3 separate regions of the Homo sapiens genome follow, and all the other regions are linked to region 2. A link is a contact called in ENCODE Hi-C or POLR2A ChIA-PET data. All regions are on one chromosome and are shown on one strand. The core of a region is the stretch at or near the end of the contact, and the rest is flanking DNA. Distances in the headings are between cores, read along the strand shown.

The links. Hi-C counts contacts between places; a loop is a spot of excess contacts on that map. ChIA-PET counts read pairs that join two places held with the same protein, here RNA polymerase II (POLR2A). Pooled maps may share reads with other maps.
Region 1: a loop to region 2 is called in a map with no recorded cell type, with 6 times the contacts of the local background. The contact joins two enhancer-like sites. A Hi-C loop is called at or near these places in 3 of 168 maps with a recorded cell type or tissue (Caco-2, body of pancreas and heart left ventricle), 3 of 37 single-sample maps with no recorded cell type and 11 of 50 pooled maps. POLR2A ChIA-PET finds 5 or more read pairs at or near these places in 2 of 52 experiments (Caco-2 and activated CD4-positive, alpha-beta memory T cell).
Region 3: a pooled map shows a loop between it and region 2 (2.0-fold over the local background). The contact joins two enhancer-like sites. A Hi-C loop is called at or near these places in 1 of 50 pooled maps. POLR2A ChIA-PET finds 5 or more read pairs at or near these places in 4 of 52 experiments (B cell, CD4-positive, alpha-beta T cell, GM12878 and 1 more).

The regions. Positions count from the first base shown.
Region 1 is chr18:44,798,432-44,801,644 of GRCh38, reverse strand. The region is part of intron 2 of SETBP1 (SET binding protein 1); the gene reads right to left. Among named protein-coding and RNA genes, the nearest start is that of SETBP1, 120 kb to the right of the region's middle. Within about 2 kb of position 1,429, at least 3 of the 41 ENCODE cell types and tissues checked have a DNase peak (open chromatin) inside an H3K27ac peak, as active enhancers do.
Region 2 is chr18:44,907,917-44,911,190 of GRCh38, reverse strand. The region is part of intron 3 of SETBP1 (SET binding protein 1); the gene reads right to left. Among named protein-coding and RNA genes, the nearest start is that of MIR4319, 61 kb to the left of the region's middle. Within about 2 kb of position 1,835, at least 2 of the 41 ENCODE cell types and tissues checked have a DNase peak (open chromatin) inside an H3K27ac peak, as active enhancers do; they include B cell, where a contact is called at or near this core.
Region 3 is chr18:44,994,728-44,997,745 of GRCh38, reverse strand. All of the region lies in intron 4 of SETBP1 (SET binding protein 1), which reads right to left. Among named protein-coding and RNA genes, the nearest start is that of MIR4319, 26 kb to the right of the region's middle. Within about 2 kb of position 1,310, at least 2 of the 41 ENCODE cell types and tissues checked have a DNase peak (open chromatin) inside an H3K27ac peak, as active enhancers do; they include B cell, where a contact is called at or near this core.

The DNA.
Region 1 (3,213 bases), core at 180-2,679, 110 kb after region 2:
AACCATGAATGGTCCCAATGTTGAGAAACACACACACAAATCCACACACATATGCAAACCTGTGCACATGCACACACATACTCCTCATTGGTAACAAAGTCAAGGCTTCTACTGCTGAGTATGGCTGTGTAGTGACAGTACTCATGTCACACTTCAACTGGATGACTTTCCAAAGGCAGTCATGTCCCTGTCAAGAAGTTCCTTTCTTCTACCTCGAAACAGATCCCAAACCTGTCTCATTCTCTGTCTAATGCCCCATCCTCAACCCTCACTCAAGCTACAAGAGTAGCTGCCTAGAACTTCCAGAAGGATCTCTTTACAAACAAATCTGATCTTGTCCTGCCCCTACTTAACCTTTTTTTTTTAAATACTTTAATTTCTAGGGTACATGTGCACAATGTGCAGGTTTGTTACATATGTATACATGTGCCATGTTGGTGTGCTGCACCCATTAACTCGTCATTTACATTAGGTATATCTCCTAATGCTATCCCTCCCCGCTCCTCCTACCCCACGACAGGCCCCGGTGTGTGATATTCCCCTTCCTATGTCCAAGTGTTCTCATTGTTCAATTCCCACCTATGAGTGAGAACATGCAGTGTTTGGTTTTTTGTCCTTATGGTAGTTTGCTGAGAATGATGGTTTGCAGCTTCATCCATGTCCCTACAAAGGACGTGAACTCATCCTTTTTTATGGCTGCATAGTATTCCATGGTGTATATGTGCCACATTTTCTTTATCCAGTCTATCATTGATGGACATTTGGGTTGGTTCCAAGCCTTTGCTATTGGCGAATAGTGCCGCAATAAACATACGTGTGCATGTGTCTTTTAATGGCACCCACTGCTTTTAAGCTAGGGACAGTAATTTTCTCTCCCGGTCAACAAGGATGGGGCAGGTACTCACTCCAGTCTCATTTCCCACTGTTTCTCATCAGTTCATTGGACCTACATGGATCTTCCAGTTCCTCAAAATTTCCTCAGCCATAACTACTCCCTCTTGGGGTCTTTTGGAAAAACGTCCTCATTGCTGGGCTGCTCTTCCCTTCTCCATTCACTGGCTCACTCCTGCTCACCCCTCTGCACAGATGCATCAGGAAAGCTTCCTGCCCTTCCCAGCACCACAGGTTTTCTTCAAAGTTCTTGCCATTTTGAAACTGTTTATTTACATTTTGATTGTCGGATCCGTGCTCGGAAGGCCACCAGGGTTGGTGTGAAGATCAAATCTGAGAATGGGGATAGATATCCTTCAAGAATTATAAACAGAATCCCAATATAAATCCCTGCTTTTTTCATTGCTGCTTCTAAAGGACTCCCAGCCCCCAAAAGAAAGTGAAAGCAGAAGCATCACTTACCCCAAACATCAAAAGGAAATGACATCCAAAGCAGGCATTTTTAAAATTTATGTTGGGCTAAGACGGTAGCCACCACAACTTGGTGAATAATTAGCCTTGAGGTCTCCTAGCATAAAATAAAAATCCACTTCCCTCAGGCCAGAGAAACCACTGACAACCACCAGCCTGAGTTTTGACAATTTCCCTGCCCATCACACACCTGGTTCCTAAGGTCCCAGTAGCCAAAGGGGAGTAAATATTAACTCTGGTAGGGAATGATTTGTCAGTCATGAACAGCTGTCCACAGTTTCCAAGGTACTGACCTGAAAAGGAGATGAAAGGAACAAAGACTGGGGTAGCTTCCACACTGGGCAGGACATCTTGCCCTTGCCTCTTGGTCTGCTATCTAGCCAGTGATGCTGATTTCTATACCTACACATTCAGGTTCCTTTACCCTTTGGTTTTAGCCAAGAAGGGGCACCAGCAGGAGATCACAAAAGGGAGGTGAGTGAGGTCAGAAGTATTGTTTTCCCAGCTTCCTCCATGCTGGGTCACCCCAGGCTAGCTGTGTCCTTAACCAAAGGCCACAGCTCCTATCAAGTATACCTCCAACAGAGCTTGCTTGTGCCCTCTTTTTAGCTCCGCATCCCCAGCAAACCTACACATTCTGAAACTGATCCTCCTTCTTCAAGCCTAGTGTGATCATGGTTCATCTGCGATATTACTATCCCTGTGATGCTGCAGCAATCTTTGTGGTTTCCCTACACCCAGCTCACAACCTGGAGGTAGAGAGACATCATTTCAATAAGCACACACATGCGCAAGAGTGCAGTTTTAGGAGATGAGTTTTAGGAGGTAAGGAATGTGTTTCTACGCATGCCTGCATTTCTGTGATCTGGGGTGGCTGCAGGATCTAATAGGCAAGGCTTCTCGGAAAAAAACCTATACTTGATCTGACTTCAGAACAAGGCCAAGTTTAGGTGGGGCATGCATAGGAGGCTAGTGGAGGGAACAGGAAAAATCCCAAGCAGAGAGAACAACCTATGGAAAGGCCCTGTCCACTCTTACACAAAGGTTCTCACCTGTCTATTAAAGCTATTATGGGGAACACACAGCCATTTTAAATGTCTACACAAATATAAGATGTTAATGACAGTCATAATTCTGTTCATAAAAATCCTCAAGCTTTGATTTTACTTCTCCAACACATAAAAGTTTCTTGTAGGCCAGATCTCGTCCACAGTGCCCACCACAATGGCTAATTAATATACAGCTGAAGTCCAATAAACACAAGCAAATAATTGATTGATTCACTGAGGAACCAAAGGATGGAAAAAATCCAGCAGAGGCCTAGCACTGCCTATCAGTGGAGGCAAGTGCATGAAATGTGGATGAGTTGACTTCAGGCTAAGTATGGGGCTGACCTTGGGCAAGTTACACTTACCTCTACATAATGTTTGTTCAGGTCTCAGGCTCCAAGATAGGAGATAAGCGAGAGTTATTTTGGTCTTTTGAATGCTTAGGAAAACAGCTGAGCTACACGTAAGTGACCTCCATTCCTAGGGCAATATGTTAAGTTCAGTCTCAGTGTGAGGTTTCCAGCTCCCCACAAATTAAAAACACAGCATCAGAGAAGAGTAGAGGTTTCCTTATAACCCAGAGATACCATTGTGGAAAGCCCCTGTTGCCGGAAAAATGATGACTTTCCTCATAAAGGGGAAGTGCTATTTTAGATTCAGCCACTTTGGTTTTTCTTTCCACCCTGGGGTATAAGTTTGATTCCTGGGTATCTTCCTATACCTCAAGGAGTTATAAAGAACCCAAGAAAAAGCCAAGTTAAGTCCACCTTCACTTAGGTGGAAGGATTTCATTGTTCCAGAA
Region 2 (3,274 bases), core at 586-3,085:
GTAATCATATTAGACCAAGATGACTCATCACAGATACAACATTTTCAGGTAAGGGATCCTCCCTCCCCCACTCCAAATTTGAGCCAGGTCCAATGGTCTTTTTATTTTATGGAAACTGTTTCTCACTTTTCCTTTCTTTCCCAAAGAAATTACAGCCTGTGTTACACAGCACTAATGCATGTACATACACAAGGGGGTATGAAAATCAAAGTCCTATATTGATACCCACAATTTCCCTGGCCTTCACCTTCCATAACTTCAGAGAGTGGCAAGTTAGAATAATGTAGGGTGGATGAAAAGGGTGTGAGGGGCAGGGGGCAACCAGAGGCCTGTACACTTGAACACATGGAGGGACCAGAGGCTGATTTCCCTGTGGGGAGGCACTAGAGGAGAGCTAAAAGTAGAAACAACCCTACCCACTATTAACAACATAAAATGAAATCAGGAGTTCTTATGTACGCTTACAAAACAAAGTAAAATAGATAAAACCCCCTCTAGGTTTTTAGTATGACAGGGCAAGAAATTTAGTTTCCTCTGGGGGAAGAAAAGGGTTGCTCATGAAGATGTTAAGGCCTTCCAATAATGGAGACCCAGGATGCTGACCATGGGCAGGACACTGGCCCGTATCACTGACATCAGGACATTGCTCATATCTTTGCCTGATCTTTGATAAACATGGAGCAGTTTCAATTCAGTTCAACTCACAGAAGGGGAAATAGGTTGTACAGACAACAGCTTCTTTCATCTTCCTGACTCCATCAAAGACATAAAGGTTTGGAAAATCAGGTCAATCCAGATTTGGTTTCAATGGAGCTCTGAGGTAAGGAAAAATGCTAAAAAACACCTTTCTTTACCTGGTCATCCCTCCGCTCACCCCTTCGCCATCTCTTGAATGAGTCAGTCATTGCTGTTTGTCCCTGAATGGTGACCTATTATTATAGAACAGCAGCAATGTGTATGATGGTTACATCATGAAGGCCATAGGAGGGAGTCGGCATGTTTTTAGTGAGAACCTCCTGCTCCAGTTAACAACAATCTCAGAGAGGAAGAGGCATGTCTCGGCATTGTCAATGATGCCAGTAACCCAGACGGCGGGCAGTTCTCAGCCTTCAGAAACACCCATCCGATAGTTATGGACTCAGGTGCTGACTTCTTGAAAGAATGCAATAGGAATTCATAGACAAGAAACCATAGTGTAATCTACGGAATCTTGGAAGGTGCTTCCTTGAAGAAATGAAATTAGGCCACTGCTCTTAAGAGTCTTAATTCCTGAGGGTTGTAAGCTAATTCTGTGATTCTCCAAGTATAGCCAAATTGAGAAAATGCTATTTGAGCTACAGAGACAAGAAACAGAAGAGGGTTGACATGGTATAGCATGGTACGTCTCGGATCAATCCTGGACATACTCCCCTTTAAATATTTATAATTTTGACAAAATACATAACCTGTCTGTGCCTTGGTTTTGTCATCTGTAGAATCAGGATAATAATAACTGTGCTGACTTCATATGAAGGTAATGCATAGCATAAGGTCTTACTTTCAGTGAACGTGAGCTAAGATAACTGTGACAGTAGCATCGGTTACTATAAATAGTTGGGACAGGAGAAGAGAAAAAGCTGTGGTTTGATTGCTTTCTGCTTTAGACTACTCTGAGCCTAGCAGCAGAATTGGTACGATACTCCCTCCTAAGTTCAGAGGACAGACTGAATGAGAAAACCTCAGAGCCTTGGACCTTGGCCAAGATACTCTTCCTTGTAATCTTCATCACTCTGAGTTATATTTGCAGTCAGCCAGGAGAACAAATGACAGCCGAGCAGACACCTACAAACTGGATTACTGGATTCTGGTCCATTCAAATAATGGGGCTTTCCAGCTAGAGGTGGAGTAGCAAGCAGGAACACATTTTCTCCTCGGCCTTGCCCTCCAGATACCAGCCTCTGAAGACAAGCCACTTTCAGTCTAATTCTCTACACACTGCCAGCAGTTAAAGAAGTTCCCCATTTCTCCTTACTCATCCTTCCTTTCAATTGCTCCTTCCTTCTCACCTTTCTGAGAGTAACCACATCCCACCTTAAGGTAGGTGAGGCCATTTTCCTTTACACATCTAGAATTCTTCAATTCTAACACAGGTACCTGGCAGTAGAACCAATCTGGTCCTTGTGTAAGCTGGGAAAGGTCACAGTTTTCAGTGAGTCCAGAGGTGTGATGATGACAATGCTAGGTTAATAAATATGGCAAAAATATATTTTTCTGAAAATGAGGATTAAAATTGGTTGAATTTTATAAAATGAGATAAACAATATAAAATGTGGATTTGAAATTAGTATTTTAAACATTTAAAGCAGAGTTATATTTTGGGGGGCTTCACAAGTACTCTACAGGACATGAATTACCAATCTTTTTAAATACGTGAGAAAATTGAGGCTTAGCAAATCTAGGAGAGCATTAACAAATCTAGGAGAGCCTTTCTACAGATATTGACAAGTTGACCCTAAAATTCATATTGAAATGCCATGGACCTAGAATAGCCAAAACAATCTTGAAAAAGAACAAGGTTGGAGGACTCACACTTCCCAATTTTAAAATTTCTACAAAGCTATTGCAGTCAAGAGTGTGACACTGGCATAAGAAAAGACATATAAATCAATAGAACAGAACTGATTGTCCAGAAATAAACCCTGATACTTATTGCTCATTGACTTTTGACATGGGTGCTAATATAATATAATGGGGAATAAGTCTTTTCAATAAATAAATAGTGCTGGGAAAAGCTGATATACACATGCAAAAGAAGAAAGTGGAGAAGAAGAAGGAGAAGGAGAAAGAAGAAAAGGAGGAGGGGCCAGGTGTGGTGGCTCACACCTGTAATCCCAGCACTTTGGGAGGCCGAGGTGGCGACGTGAGGAGTTCAAGACCAGCCTGGCCAAGTTGGTGAAACCCTGTCTCCACTAAAAATACAAAAATTAGATGAGCATGGTGGTGGGCGCCTGTAATCCCAGCTACTCAAGAGGCTGAGGCAGGAGAATCACTTGAACCCGGGAGGCGGAGGTTGCAGTAAGCTGAGATCACGCCACTGCACTCCAGCCCAGGTGTCAGAGCAAGACTCTGTCTCAAAAAAAAAATAAAAAATAAAAAAGAAGGAGGAGGAGGAAGAAGAAGAGCTGGAGCCCTGCTTTCTACAATACACCAAATAAATTCAAAGTGGATCATAAACCTAAAGGCAAGAGCTAAAGCTATCAATTTCTTAGAAGAAAACATGAGTATATTTTTTGAC
Region 3 (3,018 bases), core at 61-2,560, 87 kb before region 2:
TTTGGAATGGTATACAATGGTATGGCTTAGAAGATGCCAGCATGTACAACTGCTAAATTATTGCTAATTGTTATTTACATGAGGCCTGGAAGACTAAGTAATGCAATGCCTAATTAGCATTAAAGATATGGTATCCATTTCCAATTTACACTAATGCAATGGAGATCAAATCATTAGTCTAAAAACCTCGATCTTTAGATCTCAAGAATTGCTCCATTGTATAGTGACCTCTACCTAAGGGGAAACTGTTTTGTCTTCAGTTGCATCTTGCCAGGGCTTGGCTAGAACTTTGCAGAAAAGTTACACAGGAATACTCAGCATAACACTGGCAATGGGCTGCAGTATTTAAGGATTAGAGCTGGGAGCCACCTGGCAAATAGGCCAAGCATAAGGCCTGGGTTTCTTCCAATGCTGGAAGGTGTGTGTGCTTGCTGGAGAGTGCAGTCCCGAGATGGCAGGTTTCTGGGAAGGCCTAAGGCCATCCTGACATCATGGTCCCTATGAGTGATATCTACAGAGGACTAGGGAGGCCTATTTTGAAGGGCTGGTGGCTCAGCTAGTATCATAGGGGCAGATGCTGTCAGCCTGATGGGGGATGCAGTGACACAAAGAACAAAGAGATGCTCCTGGAACTGGGAGACCTACACTTCAACTCTCTTAGTCCAAAACTCTCCCAAGATGTTCTCCTCATCCCTGATTACGCCACCTGTGTTATGGCAAGTGTTTCCCCTCTTTCTCATCTGATCTTCCCTAGTCAATAAAGAGTCTTGAAGGAAACACTCTGGGATACTCCCGTCAGCTGAGACCTGCCTGTACCCATCTCACTGCTTTTTGCACAGGAGTGTCCATTATTTTGCCTTTTTCCTACCCTTTTTCTTCCACTAGCCTCATATCTTTTCCTTCTTTCCCTTTGTCTTCTCCCTTGCCTCTGCCTTAATCCAGTGCTCTGTGGGCTGGAAAAGAAGAGTATAGGAGTAGCAGCCCAAAGATCTGCCTGACTTGATGTTACAAGACTCATTTCACCTCTCAGGACTTGAGGTTCTCCATCTTGTAAAATGGAAATGCTAGTACCTACTGCTCTATCCCTTTCCCCCAGAGTATGTGGAAGCACAAATGGGATAACATATGGGAAAGCCCTTTGGAAATCAGAAAGTTCGATATGAATGGGGAGGATTCTGAGAGTCAGTTTAGCAGTTTCATCTTCATGGGTAGTTTTTCAGTGCCTGACAGAGTTAAAATCCAGTCTGTAAATACTTCCTCTTTCACTGTCAGGCCTACACGTGGACAGAGAAGCACTCCTAGAGGTGACTCCACAGAGCTGAATGGAGGCAAGGAGAGAAAGCTGGCTCTGCCCAGATGCCTGAACTCCACCCCACAAGTTCCTCTTCTCCTAAGTACCTTGTAGATGGAGAGCCTTGCTGTATTGACAATCTGGCCCCGGGTGAGCAGGCTCTAGTCTCTGTAATTCTCTGAGACATTCTTTGGAGAAGACTTTTCATGTGCCCAGCAAATATTGCTCCTGGCTATCAGACTTCATTGAAACATGTATTCTCTGCAGCCTCATAAGTATTTTATACTTTTTGAGAGAGAAGAAGAGAAAAGAGGGAGGGAGAGAGGAAGAAACAAGAACAGTAGCTACTTGATGTTCAATAGACATAAACCCTGTATTGGGTTTTTGGGGTAGCTTCATTTGAATTTCACTGTGGACCTGTTGAAATTTGATTTCTCAAAGTTGGTAAAAACATTTTCCTAAAAAATATCAGTTCAAATCATTTGGTAAGTGTTATGGCCTATATGTGGACCATAAAATTCAGATGTTGGAAACAAGCCCCATTGTAACGGTGTTGGGAGATGGGGCCTAATGGGAAGTGTTTAGGGCCCTGCCCTCATGAATGGATTAATGCTGCTATATAATACAACAAGCGCTCTTGGGAGTTGGTTTGCTTTCTTCTGCTATTCTGTCCTGTGAGGAGACAGTGTTCATCTTTGTTTTTTACCTTCCACCATGTGAGGATGCACCAAGAAGGTCCTTGGCAGACACTGATCCCAGCATCTTGATTTTGGACTTCCCAGCCTCCAGAACCATGATAAATAAATTTCTGTTCTTTACGAATTACTAGCAGCATAAATGGATGAATACAGAAATGTTAAATTATCTATGTACATTTTATACACACACACACACACACACACACACACACACACACACACACACAAAAGCCTGGACATGTACATTTTAAAAATGTGGTCTTCATATTAAGTCTGCATATTCACATTTAAAATGTACATTAAAAATGTAAATAATGACTGGGCGCAGTGGCTCACGCCTATAATCCCAGCACTTAGGGAGGCCGAGGTGGGCAGATCACGAAGTCAGGAGATCAAGACCGTCCTGGCTAACACTGTGAAACCCTGTCTCTACTAAAAATACAAAAAATTAGTCGGGCATGGTGGCAGGTGCCTGTAGTCCCAGCTACTCGGGAGGCTGAGGCAGGAGAATGGCGTGAACCCAGGAGGCGGAGCTTGCAGTGAGCCAAGATCGCGCCACTGCACTCCAGCCTGGGCAACAGAGCAAGACTCCATCTCAAAAAAAAAAAAAAAAAAAAAAAAGTAAATAACATGGTCAGTTGTCTACTGCCACTCAGCTTAAGACACATTATATTGCCAATACCTTTGACACTCACATGTGTGTTACTCCCAACATGCAAGAGGTGCCTTTGGGTAAACTTAAGAAAAGTACCTTTTTCTTCCTTGTGAGGTGAATTCCCACACCTGGGCAAAAGGCTTGGGAGTATCTTGAAGGGCTGATATTTAGCTCTAATTACTCCCTTGGCTGGAAATCCTTGTGCAATATACAACCATACATGGCAACCCTGCCCAACCTCCTTTCTTTGCAGTTTTATCATACATATGGATCCCTGAATAGTATGTTTTTTCATATTTTTGAATTTTGTAGATATTGGGCCATGTATTCTCTTGCTCAACATGCTATTTCTAAGATTCAGCTGATATGTGTAG